Regions from separate parts of the Homo sapiens genome. Here regions 2 and 3 are each linked to region 1. The links are chromatin contacts, found by Hi-C or POLR2A ChIA-PET in ENCODE. All regions are on one chromosome and are shown on one strand. Each heading gives the region's core, a stretch centred on a gene start or an enhancer-like site at or near the end of the contact. The rest is flanking DNA. Distances are from core to core; before and after follow the strand shown.

Region 1 (4,930 bases), core at 2,029-4,528:
AGAAAAGTGATTTTGGCTGTCATTTTGCAGAGCTATTGAGAATACTCACAGCTAAATCACAACTTTAATCAGGAGACAAAGAGACCAATTCTTCTCTCAGAATGCTTTCAAAAATTTTCAATTTTCAAAATTCACGTGACGTTTAGTTCTCTTATTACTGATGCTCTACTCCATCTCTATCCATTAACGCTGCCTACAATATGATACCACACCACAGTATTTTGTAAATTCAGTCTACGGTTTTACTTCCTGAAGTGTACACTAATGCTAATAAATTAGGTTCTAGGCTTTGCATAACATTTACAAATAGAACCATAAAAGAAAGCACTATTCATACACTCTTAAGAATGGGAAAGAGCCCTATAGAGGCCATATAGTTCAAAGAAATTTTCAATATTTTCTAACTTCATCATAGATTTTCAGTTTACCTTTACCAAGATATGGGTGCTATTGACTGTATTTACATAAACTTATTAAAATAACAATTTAATTTGTATATTGTGTAGTTTTATGATTTAAACTTTAAGTGGAAACGTTTAACTTGTTAAAAATCAATATTCTGACAAAAGGAAAGTAAAAGAACGTTAGAAATAATTCCAGGGTATTCTTCTAGCAAACTTATTTTAAAGCCCTATGGCACAAACTCATTTTGTGTGATACATCGGATTTTTTTCCAATAAGAATCACCTTTTTCCCCCATGCCTTAAATAAGTATAGAGAAATTTAAGTCTTAAAAGGGATTGTAAATGGCTTATTAAAATTCCATCTGACCAATTTTCTTGATGTGATCTACACAGTATAAAATATACTTATTAGCAGTCAATAAATACTAAATTTTCTGAATTGCTTGCCTTTTTACCAATTACTTTTTCACAGAGCATTAGCCAATTATGTATTAACCACATTTTTCTGCTCGAGAAACCTAGAACCACTTATACCTTCTAGAAGCCTAAATATTCCTGCTCCTTCCCTTCCTGCATGAGGCATTAAATCTTCAAATTATAGTCTTATTTATCAACTTTCCTAATAATCACTATTCTTCACTATACTGTTACTTGCCACATTTTTATTTGGAGAATAAATACTATTCAAGCATAAAGCTGTCTGACCTATCTTCTCACTCAAACTGTACTATGCTCCTAATACTGATTATTCTATAATCACTTTATCCCAGTTACCCAATTGGTAGGTTTGATGTATCAAGTTCCATTTAATAGGGCTTGATATGCTTCAGGGTAAAGTTAAACATGCTGACCATTATGTTCTATACTCTACATCCTCCAAAGCTTTTAAAGTTTACCAACATCCTTCTTCTCTCTAGAATAGTAAATATCCTATCATAGAAATCAGAGAAACTGCTTGGCTTTAAAGAATACAGTTCCTGAGCACTTGTCAGAGAAGCTGTTAGTAACTTCCAGACGCCCGCAGGACTATCATTTTGGTTAAATTAATCACGGGTCATCTTCTGCCACTTTAAACTTTTTAGTCTTACAATTATTGTAGGAAATCTACAGATCTACTTTAAAAATAAGTGAAATACTAAAAAAAAAAAAAAAAACCATTATTTTAGCTCCATTACTTTTCCCAAAGAAATCATTTCAGGGTCCTTATATAATAACTTTTACTTAAACCACAACTGATCAGTTGTACATAACACCGGAAGGCTTTAAAAAGGATACAATTCTGCACTTAACCTTACAAAACACGTTTCCAAGTTTTCAATTATGAGATCGTTCTATATATTAAAAAAAAGGTGCTAGTGCAGTCTATCAGAACTGTGCTGCCAGCTGCAAGCCCCGAGTATGCTGCACTTTGCAAATTTTAGGTATAATTTCTGGTTACCTGCTGAGGTTTCTACACCCTTTGTCACCCAGTGATGCTCCCACCACCAAACACTTTCCATCACCACTTAAAACGGCCTCCTTCCACCCCGCAAAAAATGCACTGTAAACTTAGGCATTTCTGCATACTAACACGGAACCACTAATATCACTAGGTATTATGGCTCTCAAAGAATCCCCTTTAGCAGGCTCCCCTGGGACGCTGTGCTCAAGCGGAGCTTTGAACCGGTGAGACTCGCTGCCAGCTGCCTTTGCAAAAGCAGCACCAGAGGTAGACTCAATACCGCAATGCTGCTGCTGACTTTTTCTAGCAGCCTCAAAAAAAAAAAAAAAAAAAAAATCAGCCCAGTCCCCTGCAGACCCTGCTGGCACTTCTGCAGCACGAAAGAGAAACCACCGCATTGCTCAGCTTGGAAGATCGGAGAGCCCGACTGAAGGGAGGGGAATCAGTGCCGTCGAGAGGCTCGGCGAGGGCGGGGTGTCGGGGTGAAAAGGAAAGACGTCCGGAGTGCAGGGGACCGCGACGAAGCAGCAGGCAGGGCTCCGCATCGCGCCCTGGCCGGAGCCGCGGAATAGCGGACGTCCGGCGGAGATGCTGACCTCTGCACGGGTTGGGGGTCCCATCGCTGCCGGCCGAGCCCCGCCCGCCGCCCCCCGGCCCCTCACCTGTCATGAGCGCCGGGCTATCGCCGGCCGCCGCGGCGGGAGAGGAGGCGGCAGTTGCGGCAGAGCCAGTCGCCCGCCGCCCGCGGAGGTGCCGGGGCACAAGCTCGCATCCGTCCGCCGCTCCGGCTACCAGCAGCCCGAGCACCAGCAACGCAGCCCAGCGCCGCCGCCGCAGCAGCCAGCCCCACGCTGGGCCAGGAGTCGAGGCGGGATGAAGGCGCCGAGGAGAAGCCGGGTGAAAGCGCAGCGGCGCCCCGGCCGCCTGCAGCTCGCCGGCTCCGCGAGGCGCCACCACCGCCGCCGGCGACTCCTCCGGCCGCCCCCGCCGCCTCAGACACGGGCTCCCGCCGGGCGCCAGCCTGGTCCCATCGGCACCGGCGGCCTCCGGAGCTCTGATCCCGGCTGCGTTCATTGGTTCCGGTTATTTAAAAAAAAAAAAAAAAAAGGTGGGGGGTAGAAAGGTACGGCGTCTTCAGGCGGTGCACGACACCCGCGCTGCTGCTGCGGCGAGACCGGGATCCGCTGCTCTGGCGCCGCCAAACACCAACCCCAGCTCCCGCGCCGCCGCCGCCGCGGCGCATCCCCCCGCCCCCTCCGGCCCGCGCTGGTCGTAGTACCACGCTCCGCCGGGACGCCTCCCTCCCCTCGCACATTCGCTCGCATACCAATCCCCCGCCTCCCTCAGGCTCTCCACGGCGCAGGCGCGGCGCTGCTGTACTGCGCGTGCGCGGCATCCCAGCCCCGCCCCGGAGGCGTTCCTAGACGGACGGTAGTACCGTGGGGCGGCTGATAACGCTTTAGCGAGCCGCGAAGATAGGAGGCGGGGAAGAAGGGGGACGTGTACCTCTCCCTCATTCACGGTACCACCGCGAGGGGGAGTGGGGGGCTACAAGGGGACGGAGAGAAGAGTCCAGACGTCCCACATCCTGAGGGCGAGTTTCAGCCTCGTAGAGGGCAGCGAAAGTAATTGCATGGATCAGGAAAATCTTGCAATCGGAAAACAGCAGCGTCCCCGTAATTTCAATATAGGTGGGGCTTACAAGTGGCTGGCTGTTTAGACGCGGTTAGCATAGCTTAGCGTTTTATTTACTTGCCAAACATTTCACAAAGCGCGTGCTATGTGTGAGTGTACCAGGCATTGCTCTAACCGTTTTACACATTTACATGCTATAACTCCAAAATTATCGTTACCCCCTTTTACGAATGAAGAGACTAAGACCTAGAAATGTGAAGTAAGTTGTCCCCAATATCCCACAGCTAATTCATGGGAAATGAGCGAGATTTAGCAGCCACTGAAAAGGCCTATTTAAGAGAATTTACTTTAGCCTCTGACTCTCCTAGGTACATTTACCTGAACTCATCACCTTCCCACCCCCATCCCATCGACTCTGTGCTGTATCCTGAACCGGCTGACAGAACAATGATGTAGACTTGACTTGTTTTCGCCAACCTGGAATGAAGCAAAGCTCTTGTGCACCCAAGATCTGCTCTCTGTTGTAAATCCTGTTCAGACCTGGTCTAATTGGTTTGAATAAATAAAGAACCGGAATCTTTCTCATCCAAACTAGTTGCCAGCATATTTTTAAGGCCACCTCCCTTCAAATTTAAAAGGAAGTGTTGAATGTACTGTCACTATAAATTAAAAGCCCTGGAAATTCACACGCAAGGAGGCATTCTTTCTCCCAGGGGCACAAAATTGTTTAAAATTTGCAGATAGGGTTATTAAACACGAAGATCCTTTTGCTATTGGGTTTTGTTGGTTTCATTCTGCTTATTGGTTTGTTTGCTTGCTTTCTCAAGCCAAGAAGATACTCAAATTACATTCTCCTAAAGTATTTCTTAGGTAGCCTGGCCAAGATAACCACAAATATCGTTTATTGTGGAAGGGCAGATGCACACTTTAGAAAAGAATCAAGGATGTCTTTGAGGCTAAGTCAATCTATCAACAGTTATTTCTCAGCAGACTTCTTGTGGGCATAGTGTTCAGGTGGCAATTCTTTATAGGGCAACCGGGAGATTATATTTCCCCTGCTGAAAGGCACAGCGATGAAGTCACACCAGAGTGCTGAGTGCCCACCAGAGAAGATAATTCTGCTAGGGGACCAGAACAATATAAATAACAAGCTTGTTCCTGCTCTCCAGGAGGCATTTCATTTATTAAATGTTTACTGAGTACCTAGTATGTGCCAGGCAGAGTACTGAGTGGTGAGGGTTAGGCAAGAGAGACACTTGAAAAAGGCAATTAAGTCAGCAGTCAGGGCTATGAGATAAACAGCACAGTCCCATGACTAAGGCATCTTACAATCTTTTTAAGGAGATAAAATGTACACCCATTAAACAATTAGAGGCTAATACAAAGTAGTAATCAGTTGCTAAATGGTGTAGTGCAAACTGTTACAGTAGTAACAGTATAAAACCACGAA
Region 2 (4,930 bases), core at 1,805-4,304, 830 kb after region 1:
CTTGTGATATAGGTTTATCTCCTTCTGAGGAACTCTGGCCTGCTACAGAGAGGGGACACGTCTTATTTACTCAATATCCTCTGATAACCAACGCGATGTGTGTACTTAGCAGGACTGAGTAAATGCTTACTGAGTGGGTGAACAATCCTATTTTCCATTTAACTCAGAGCAGGTAAGAGTGTGCAAGGTCACCTAGCAGGTGGGTGCCTGAGCCTGGATTTAGACTCAAGTTTGTCCGAATCTAAAGCTTGTGTCAATTCCACTACTCCACCTTTCCTCTCCAGTTAGTTAGCCCTGCCTCCCTACACACACACACACATGCACGCACAGACCACAGAAGAGAGTGGATGAAATTATATAGAGTGTCAGAAAAAGAGATGACCTAAGACATTATGGAAACCAACTCATTTATTTAACGAAGGAGGAAACTGAGGCCAAAGAAATTCAATAATTTGTGTAAAGTGCTGTGCTCTGGGCTTTGGGCCTACTTAAAAGCTGGATCTAGGTTTATTCCTGTTGATAACCATATTCGATTTAATTATTATTTTTTTTTTTAGGTGGAGTCTCACTCTGTAGCCTAGGCTGGAGGGCAGTGGTGCCATCTCGGCTCACTGCAACCTCCACCTCCCAGGCTCAAGCGATTCTCTTGCCTCAGCCTCCTGATTAGCTGGGATTACAGGCGCCTGCCACCATGCTCGGCTAATTTTTTGTGTTTTTTTTTAGTAGAGACAGGGTTTCACCACGTTAACCAGGCTGGTCTTGAACTCCTGACCTCAGGTGATCCGCCCACCTCGGCCTCTCAAAGTGCTAGGATTACAGGCCTGAGCCACCATGTCCAGCGTCATATTTGATTTAATTTAATCCACAACCGTACAGAAGATATGTAGCTGAGTGAGTGATCCCAGCCTAGCTGGGAAATAAATACACACATATCTAAATACAAGGCAGGATGTGAGAGATTCAGAGTGGTGCAGGCGTTAGAGGAGGGAGAAGTCTCATCTGACTTAGTAAACTTGAGAAAGATTTCTCATAGGAAGTGATACTGAGATGAGCCTTGAAAAAGGACTGGAAGATAGAAAATTCAGGTGGGGACACGGCGCAGCAATGGCATGGCAGTGTGAAAGCATGGGCTGTGCATCCGAAGAATCAGACAAAGCGTGGTCCTTACCTGAAGGTGCAGGACTGGAGACGATACTGTATGTAGGGTGGACTGAGGTGTGCTGGGGAGTGATGAGAGTAGAGATAGATAGCTGGAGCTTTAACAGAACAATAAGAGAAAGAAGAAAAGCTAAGTGATTTGGACCTGATGAGAACAGAGTTCTTCAGACTGCAAGACAGGGGAAGGGGGATCCCATTTCAAGGCAGTAACATGCTTTCTCTTCCGGTTCCCACTCTCCCTGTTCTCCCTAGATATCTGGCTGCAGGGGGAGGAGGCGTGATGAGATGGGGAGAGGGGAAAATTGTGGGCAGATTCAACTCGGTTACAGGAGGAATCCCAAGAGACACCCAGGCAATGCTGAGCTTTGGTCATTCAAAATAAGGTTATGCAGAAAGTTCCTGCCTGAGAGGCCAGACCATTATTCTGAGACGGGATTTTTCAAATTCTTCTTCCTCTTCCCTTGGTATTTCAAGGTGAATCCTAAAGCGCTGAGCTAGGGATTTCCAAAATACACAGCTGGATACCAAAGCCAGTCACTAAGGGTTCAGGGGAGTCTGGAAGGAGGAAATGTGGAGAGAAAGAAGTCAAGGGAAAGCCCACCGTGCTTTTTCTGTACCTGGGAATCTTTTAAAAAGAGAAGGACGTGGACTGGCTGAGAATAGCCAAGACATCAACAGAGTTGATGGAAGACCTGGCTTTCCCATCTCTGGGCCCGCAGAGGGACAGCGTTAGAGATGTCACCCTTCAGGACTCCGAGAGGAAGCCACTTCACAAGCTGCCCCCTAAGAACCCAGGCTGCAGCCCCGGAAAGGAGCTGCGTTATGGTCAGCCTGGGGGCTTCCCAGAGCTCCCTTCAGTCCCACGGGGCACAGATGCTGAGTCGGGAACCAGTGGACCCACCAGTGAGCTTGCTGTTATGAGACAAGGTGACCGCCCGGTCACGCCCAAGGGCTGGACCTCCCCAGGAACAGACTGGAGAGCCATTGGGGGATACGGGGAGAGCTCTGGGGCTGCAGCCCACTCGGGGCACTGCCTGGGCTGGAAGAATGGGCCACACATTCAGTACTGGAGGCCAGGAGGTCCAGCACGACACAGGCCACAAAAGGACGTCTCCCCAAAGACCAGCAGGCAGCAGCTGGCACACAGCCAGGGACCTTCATGGGACCAAGGAACCCACTGCTCTGCTGCCACGGCGGGGAAAGCCCCCTCGCTCCCCATATCCCTGCCTCCGCAGTGAGAGACAGAGCAAGCAGCAGCTCTCAGAGACACTGAGCGCTTTTCCTAAAGACCCAGCACTTTCTGCAGGGTTTAAAATATCAGCTCAAAGTTTAACTGGATTGGACATCTCATTTATCCTCCCATCCCACTAACTAGTGGGTGAGGCTCAGAAGAGAAAGACCAGATTAGTTCTAAGCAATATAGTGATCCTCCGTTTTCCCTTCGCATCCGATGTGCTGTAGGAGATATATTTGTACAGCCTGGTGACTATCAGTCCTTGGGACAGCAGGGCCAGCCTGGGGAGGGCCCCTGCGGCGGTGGCAGGGTGGGCTCTGCTGCTCTGCCTCCCTGGCAGGGCTCACTGCGGCAGAGTAGGGAGGCCTTGTGGCGAAGGTCCTGAGCAAGACGTGGGGTCTCCGTTCCACCAGGGGTGGGTGGGGGCCGGCCGGGATGGAGGAGAGATTCAGGAGTAGAGTGGGAGGCTGTCCCAAGCGCCTTAGGCCTCTAGGGAGCAGCGGCCTGCCAGGATGGTCTGGAAGGCACGTTCACCCAGGCCCGGAGGCCGGGTTCCCCTGGCCTGGCGGAGGTCCCCTGGGACGCCCCTTCCAGGGGAAGCTGCGATTCCTGTCTCCGCAGCCCTGAGCCTGAGAGCGGAGCGGAGCGGGCCGGCTTTGCGAATGGCGCTGCTGCCCCCTCCTGGGTGGCGCCCGGCAGGTGCTGCGTGCCTGGAGCGGCCTTGCCTGTAACCCTCAGGGTGAATCCCCCGAGGTCGGACTCCGCCGCCCCGACGCTGCCCCTCCTCTGCATCCGCACGTAAAATCACCCAGGCCCATCCCCTCTCTATATAAAATCACCCAGGACCATCCCTTCTCTATATAAAATCACCCAGGCCCATCCTCTCTCTATGTAAAATCACCAGGCCCGTCCCCTCACTATATAAAATCACCAGGCCCGTCCCCTCTCTATGTAAAATCACCCAGGCCCGTCCCCTCTCTATATAAAATCACCCAGGCCCGTCCCCTCTCTATATAAAATCACCCAGGCCCGTCCCCTCACTATATAAAATCACCCAGGCCCGTCCCCTCTCTATATAAAATCATCAGGCCCGTCCCCTCTCTATGTAAAATCACCCAGGCCCGTCCCCTCTCTATGTAAAATCACCCAGGCCCGTCCCCTCTCTGTGTAAAATCACCCAGGCCCGTCCCCTCTCTTTGGGCCACATCTCTCGCGTCTTCTCCGGCCGTTTGTGCGGTCTTTGTCCCTTACACAGCGGCGCTTGGTGACTAAGGATTACCTCTGTGGGCTCAGACAGGGTTGAAGGCCCTGGTTCCGCCCGCGCTGGCCGGTTCCTTAACCTCATGGAGCCTCAGGTGCTCACTGGTGAAATAGGTAGGACCTCGTAGGTTGCCACATCTTGGCACCAGGTGCCTGGCTATGTTGAGTGCTCAGAAAATGGGAGCCATGATTCTCTTTCCTTCTGGCCTCATTGAATTCTCTGAGCTCTGTCCATGCATGCTCAGGTTGGAGACTTTCCCCACCAATTTTCCGCCTATCCCTGCTGGGCAGCCAGGCTTTCCCAAACCACGGGGGGCGATTTTCTACACTCTGGGCACATGGCAAGGACCCGGGGACAGCTTGGGTTCCTGTCATGGACATCAAGCCTGCTCTTGTCTTCCTAGGTTTCTTGCCTTCCATTTTCTTCCGCCTTACTTTCCTTTCGTTTTCCTCTCCTTATTAACTCTGGCTACTGCGGAACTCTCTCCCACCTTCACACAAGCTTTCTTCCTGATCCCTGGTTCTAATTACTTTCCCCCACCGCTGCCCCCTGTCCCCAACCAGACTCTGCCTTCCAGCCCCATCATAACCTCCAGCTGGCAGGGGCCAAGGTCCCCAATGACCTCTTTGCCCTTCAGCCCAATGTTCACATCACAGATTTTTTTTGGACGGTTCTGCAGCATTTCGTGCATTTTTTTTTTTTTAAGACAGGGTTTCTCTCTGTTGCCCAGGCTGGAGGGCAGTGGTGCGATCTTGGCTCACTGCAACCTCTGTCTCCCTCCAGGGCTCAAGCCATCCTCCCACCTCAATCTCCTGAGTAGCTGGGACTACAGGTGAGCACCACCATGCCCAGCTTTTTTTTTTTTTTTTTTTTTGTAGATATGGGGATTCACCATTCACCATGTTGCCCAGGCTGGTCCCAAAATCCTGAGCACAAGTGACCCTCCTGCCTCAGCCTCCCAAAGCACTGGGATTATAGGCGTGAGCCATAGGTCTCCATTTAGTGCAATTAACACTTCTTTAATTTCTGTCTCCTTTGAAGTTCCTGGGGCCACTCCCAAGGCTTTTCTTAGGATTTTCTGTCCTGTCGTCCTCTGGTTCCTTGCTGGCTCCTTCTGATCCATCCCTACCACCCACAGGGCTCCCTCTTTGCCGTCTTCTTTTCATTCTCCACACTCACCTTAGGCCTGTGATCTCATCCACCCCCAGGACTCTCCAGTCTATCTCCAACTCAGATCCTCACTCCCTCTGTATCTGCCAGTGCAGGTGAACACCCAT
Region 3 (4,930 bases), core at 1,242-3,741, 770 kb after region 1:
CAAAGGCATAAGAATGATATAAAGAACTTTGGGGACTCCGGGTGAAGGGTGGGAGCGGGGTGAGGGACAAATGACTATGTATTAGGTACAGTGTAAACTGCTTGGATGAAGGGCACACCAAAATCTCAGAATCACCATTAAAAAACTTATCCATGTAACCAAAAGCCATTTGCACCCAAAAACTATTGAGATAAACATTTTTAAAAATTTAAGCAGTAAGTATAATAATAATTTGAAAAGATCTGGAAGTCTTTGATCCACGCGGAATAGCGTATAAACTCTTTTTTTCAGAAAGCTGTTTGTCAGCAAACATCGTTATGTCCCCTTCCAATGTTATCAAGAACCTAAAACATGTAAGATGCACATAGTTTCAAATAAAATCAATAAACAATGAAAAGAAAGCGTTTGTTTCTGCTCCTTGTGAGTGATTTTCCATGGCTGTTAGCTCTTCCCTCTGGAATCTTGACTTCTCCTTCTAAATTGCCCTTCCTCTCCTATAAGAAATGCCCTGTGTTTGTAGCCTGCTTCTTTCATTAGGAAGTCTAGGGTCCTGGGACCTCTTTTTATTTTCCACTATCTTTCCCTTTGAGTTAAAGCGATATAATTCCTTTAAAAAATGTTGTGGGCTTCCTGTGTATCAAATTATAATCCATACCTAAGACAAAAGAATATCTGTAAGTCTCTTTGAGACAGAACCCTCAAGTCAGTGTGTGGTGAGGCAAAACATTTATAATTCTCAGAAGTGCTACTGTCTGATTAGGAGGGTCTAGAAAATCCCTTTAGCTATTTGTCTAATTGGGAGGTCCATGAGGCATCACTTTAAATCTTGCTGATATTTCAACAAAGGTTCTCACAACCATAGCCCTGATCTGTTCTTTACCTGGAAGCTATGTTTTCTTGGATTTGATTTTTGTCCTTTGGTCATTTCTTACTTTGGGAATCATTTGTTTTCCAGATAATCTGTGAATATAAAATTGTTTAAAAAGATTCCCATCAAGCAAGCCTTGCCTTGGAAATATTGCCTCTAAATTCTGCTTGAAAACCAATCAGTTCTTTCTTAAGCTCATCTCACTCCTCCCTACTTAAAAAAAAAGCTGCCATTCTGCTTGGAAATCTTCTTAGCCAGATACACACATTTATAGGTGTTCTTTCTATCTTTCCTGTCACTGTGGGCAACATTTCACCAATTATTCTGCCAATCCATAACCATGTCCCTGTTAAATTAAATTTGGCCTTAAGCGTCCTCCACACTTTGAATCCTATTGCAACCTAACTTAAGAGTATATTCTTGTAACAAATAGCTGAGTCTCAGCCAACCACGGCAGCCAAGCTTTCGTTAATTGCAGGCTGCCAGCTCCCTGTAACGTCCTTGAGAAAAGAAATCACATCCTAAGAGAAGCTATGTTATAGTGATATAAAGCCCATAATCTGGAGGCGTAGTGTCTGCATTGACATCTCATCTCTACTGTTTACTATCTGGATAATTCCAGGAAGGCTACATAGCCATTTGGTGCCTTGTTTCTGCATCCATAACATAGGCATAATACTAACAGGTAAGTACCTTACAGGTGTGTTATGAAGATTAAATGAGTTAATACATCTATTTTAAATAAGCAGTATCTGGTACCTGGAAGGAGGATAGGAAACACAAGTTATTCTTATTAACGATGATGATTTATTCAGTACCTAGTGCTTAATAAATACAGATGCTCCTGATACTAATAGGTAAGTACCTTAAAGGTGTGTTATGAAGATTAAATGAGTTAATATATATATTTTAAATGAACAGTGTCTGGTATCTAGAAGGAGGATAGGAAATGAGCTATTCTTAATGTTAACGATGATTTTATATTCAGCACCTAATGCTTGATAAATACAGATGCTCCTCAACTTACTATGGGGTTTCTTCCTGATAAACCCATCATAAACTGAAAATATCATACACTAAAAATGCATTTAATCCACCTAACCTACTGAAGCTCATAGCTTAGCCTAGCCTGCCTTAAACATGCTCAGAACACTTACAATGGCCTATAGTTGGTCAAGCTCATCTAACACAAAGCCTATTTTATCATAAAGTGTGGGAAAGCTTGGCGATTTATTGAACAGTGTACTGAAAGTGAAAAACAATATTGTATAAGTACTCCCAAGTATAGTTTCTACTGATTATGTATCATTTTGGCACCACCAAAATTAAAATATCAGAAGTGAACCATTGTGAGCCTGGGACTATCTATGGTTGTTGGCTTGAATTCCTTCTTTTTTCTTTTTAACTCTAAAGTGCAACCTTCCATTTTTTCACCAAGTCCCACAATTTTCTGTTTAAGTCACAGATTGTCTTGAACATTTGAATGGTGGGATTTCCACCCCCCACACCTGCTCCACCCACCCCCATTCCCTCTGACCTGGGGACAGCTGAAGAAGTAGATGACATCCAAAGATACACTTCTATTTGCCATCTCTGCACTGGGGAATGTCTCCTTGGCTGACTCAAAGGTTCTTCCCCAGCACCAGCCAAATGGAGATATAATATCAGTCAGTTGCTACTACTTCCTCATCTGCCCACATCCTGAGCAAAACAGGGGAATTCTTCACATACCCAGAGGAGTCCCTAAGGTAAATAGTCAAATTTCAATGCCTAATTGCCAACTATGATTCAAAGATAATGTAGCAATGAAAAAGCATGTGAGTCCCTTGCCATAAAAACAGCTCTTCAGAGGAAGGGAGTGTCCCCTAAGAGCCACAACTAGCCAAGAACCAGAAATAGCGAGTTTGTTTCTTAGCTATGTCTCTAGTTTCCTGTATAAAAATAAAATGAAGTGAATCATGTTTGCTCCCTAATCCCCACCAGCCTGGCTGCGCCAGGTGTCGGGACGTTTTCCTACAGCCCTATTCTGAGAACCTCTTCCTAAGATCTCCTGTGAGAGCCCAAAAGGAGAAGACTGGCTCCTAGAGCTCCTCATGGGAGCGCAGCATCTGAAAGGATGCCATCAGTCTAAATGGCCTGCTCCTTTTTCTTGGTACTTTAGAAAATATGTCTCTTTATACAATGCCAACAAAATGATTTGGTTATTTAAAAAATACAATATAATAAGATTAAAACACTTCCCTACAATGATAACCTATATCAAAACAAAAGCAAACACAAGAAGTAATACGCCTTCTCTTCATCACATAGAATCACAGGGTTTCATACAGATTCAGCCAGGAACAGCCTGAGATTACTTTAATGCAGTGCTTCTCAGTGAGGGTATTATAATAAGTTGAGGCTTTCTGGCTCCTTCTCAGGACCAGTAATGCTCGGCTCCCCTGCCTTCCTATCCCCAGGTATTGCAACAGTCAGATAGACTTCCACAAATTTCCAAACACCATCCCACATCCCCTGTCTCTGGGCACAGTACCACAATCCTTGCTCGCACTTGCCCCATTTGAATATCCTGCACTGAGAAAAGTTAAGCAAGGCCAGGCGCGGTGGCTCATGCCTGTAATCCCAGCACTTTGTGAGGCCGAGGCGGGCAGATCATTTGAGGCCAAGAGTTCGAGACCAGCCTGGCCAACATGGCAAAAACCCCATCTCTACTAAAAATACAGAAAAATTAGCTGGGTGTGGTGGTGCATGCCTGTAATCCCAGCTACTCAGGAGGCTGAGGCATGAGAATCATTTGAGCCTGGGAGGCAGAGGTTGCAGTGAGCTGAGATCACACCACTGTACTCCAGGATGTACTCCATCCTCGATGACAGAGTGAGACTGTCAACATTTTGTTCTCCATTTTCCAATGAGGAAACTGAGGCCAGAGTAATTAAGCAGTTTTGTCAAAGCTCACATCATCAAGTAATTGAACTGCAATTTCAAAGTCATTCTTATCTCAGTATGTTGTGCTGCCTCTTATAACCCCAGATGGTGCCAGGACAAGCACAGATGTGGGTTTTAATTTAAAACATTTATCGAGAGACTTCATGAAGTCTTAGGAATCACTTAGGAATGCCGTCGTGGTCAAGTGACCAGTTAATGAAGGGGCTCCCCACACTGACGAGGAAACCACCAATGGGTTGAGATAGTCCCAAGTGAAACTGTCCTGCACCGATTATTTCCCTAGCAGCATCCATGGCTAGCAGCATTCCCTAGCAGCATTCCCACGAGGGATCTTAGTGGCCAAGCAATAGTGTTTCTGCATCTCTGGAAAAGTCCACTCTGACTTTCAGCCAGAAAATAATTGTCTATGTTCATAAATTGGCAAAATACATTTCTTGCTACAATAAACAGGACTGCATCTCAGCAGGGGGTGGGGGAGCCTTTGGATAACTCTCCCTAAAGCTCCCTGCATCTTTTTGTATTTTCTGTCATCCCTGCAACTCACATAAACATTGTCCAGACCTCAGAGATATGACATTAGCTGGTTCTTTTTTAGTTGATTAGCTCTTCTGATATATTAGTAGATTATCAAAAGCAGTTTCAGTATGTCATAAAATCTGTTTGGTATTAAGTTGTACATGATGTGTTTTTCTCCATCTAGCTAAATAGTTTCCTTCAAATCTGGACCAGATGAGCACCCTGGGACTTGCATGAGCTCATGTGTGTATCTGCGTGGAATGCAGTACGTTGGGTCCCATTGGATGTGTGAGCATGTGTTTGGCCCCAGTGGAAATATCCTTAGGCACCGATGCCTCAGTTAGGGAAAAGATAAAGGCACAAGCTCAGATAACACATCTGCAAAATGTTAACGTCCTGGTGGTGCTCTCTATTCGAGCCACTTTTCCGGTTCTGTTTGATGGCTAGTTTAGGCAAATTGTGACGAGCATGAAATTGCCTTGATTCAGCAGCCCCTTGGGACGGGCATCTCATCCCTGCTCCCGCTCACTGTGCCTCTTGCTGCCGCAGGCTCACTGAGGCTCCATAGCTGGCTCCTGCTCATTCATTCAACAGGTCTCT

The links. A loop is a pair of places that touch in the nucleus more often than their neighbours do. ChIA-PET counts read pairs that join two places held with the same protein, here RNA polymerase II (POLR2A). Pooled maps may share reads with other maps.
Region 2: a map of aorta shows a loop between it and region 1 (4-fold over the local background). The contact joins the enhancer-like site here to the promoter of STIM2-AS1 in region 1. A Hi-C loop is called at or near these places in 2 of 168 maps with a recorded cell type or tissue (aorta and ascending aorta) and 14 of 50 pooled maps. POLR2A ChIA-PET finds 5 or more read pairs at or near these places in 1 of 52 experiments (WTC11).
Region 3: a loop to region 1 is called in a pooled map, with 2.7 times the contacts of the local background. The contact joins the enhancer-like site here to the promoter of STIM2-AS1 in region 1. A Hi-C loop is called at or near these places in 4 of 37 single-sample maps with no recorded cell type and 12 of 50 pooled maps. POLR2A ChIA-PET finds 5 or more read pairs at or near these places in 3 of 52 experiments (H1, activated CD4-positive, alpha-beta T cell and activated T-cell).

Annotation. Positions count from the first base shown.
Region 1 is chr4:26,858,947-26,863,876 of GRCh38, reverse strand. It overlaps STIM2-AS1 (STIM2 antisense RNA 1), which reads left to right and starts at 3,278. Exons shown (of 2, transcript NR_134674.1): 1 at 3,278-3,367; 2 at 3,849-4,253. It overlaps STIM2 (stromal interaction molecule 2), which reads right to left and starts at 3,036. Exons shown (of 12, transcript NM_020860.4): 1 at 2,508-3,036. The coding sequence starts at 2,658. RefSeq lists silencers at 2,340-2,909, 2,920-3,289 and an enhancer at 3,380-3,479.
Region 2 is chr4:26,027,060-26,031,989 of GRCh38, reverse strand. No RefSeq gene overlaps it. Among named protein-coding and RNA genes, the nearest start is that of LINC02357, 41 kb to the left of the region's middle. RefSeq lists enhancers at 1,442-2,024, 2,025-2,606. Within about 2 kb of position 3,054, at least 2 of the 41 ENCODE cell types and tissues checked have a DNase peak (open chromatin) inside an H3K27ac peak, as active enhancers do.
Region 3 is chr4:26,086,420-26,091,349 of GRCh38, reverse strand. The region is part of intron 2 of LINC02357 (long intergenic non-protein coding RNA 2357); the gene reads right to left. Among named protein-coding and RNA genes, the nearest start is that of LINC02357, 18 kb to the right of the region's middle. RefSeq lists an enhancer at 2,551-2,660. Within about 2 kb of position 2,491, at least 7 of the 41 ENCODE cell types and tissues checked have a DNase peak (open chromatin) inside an H3K27ac peak, as active enhancers do.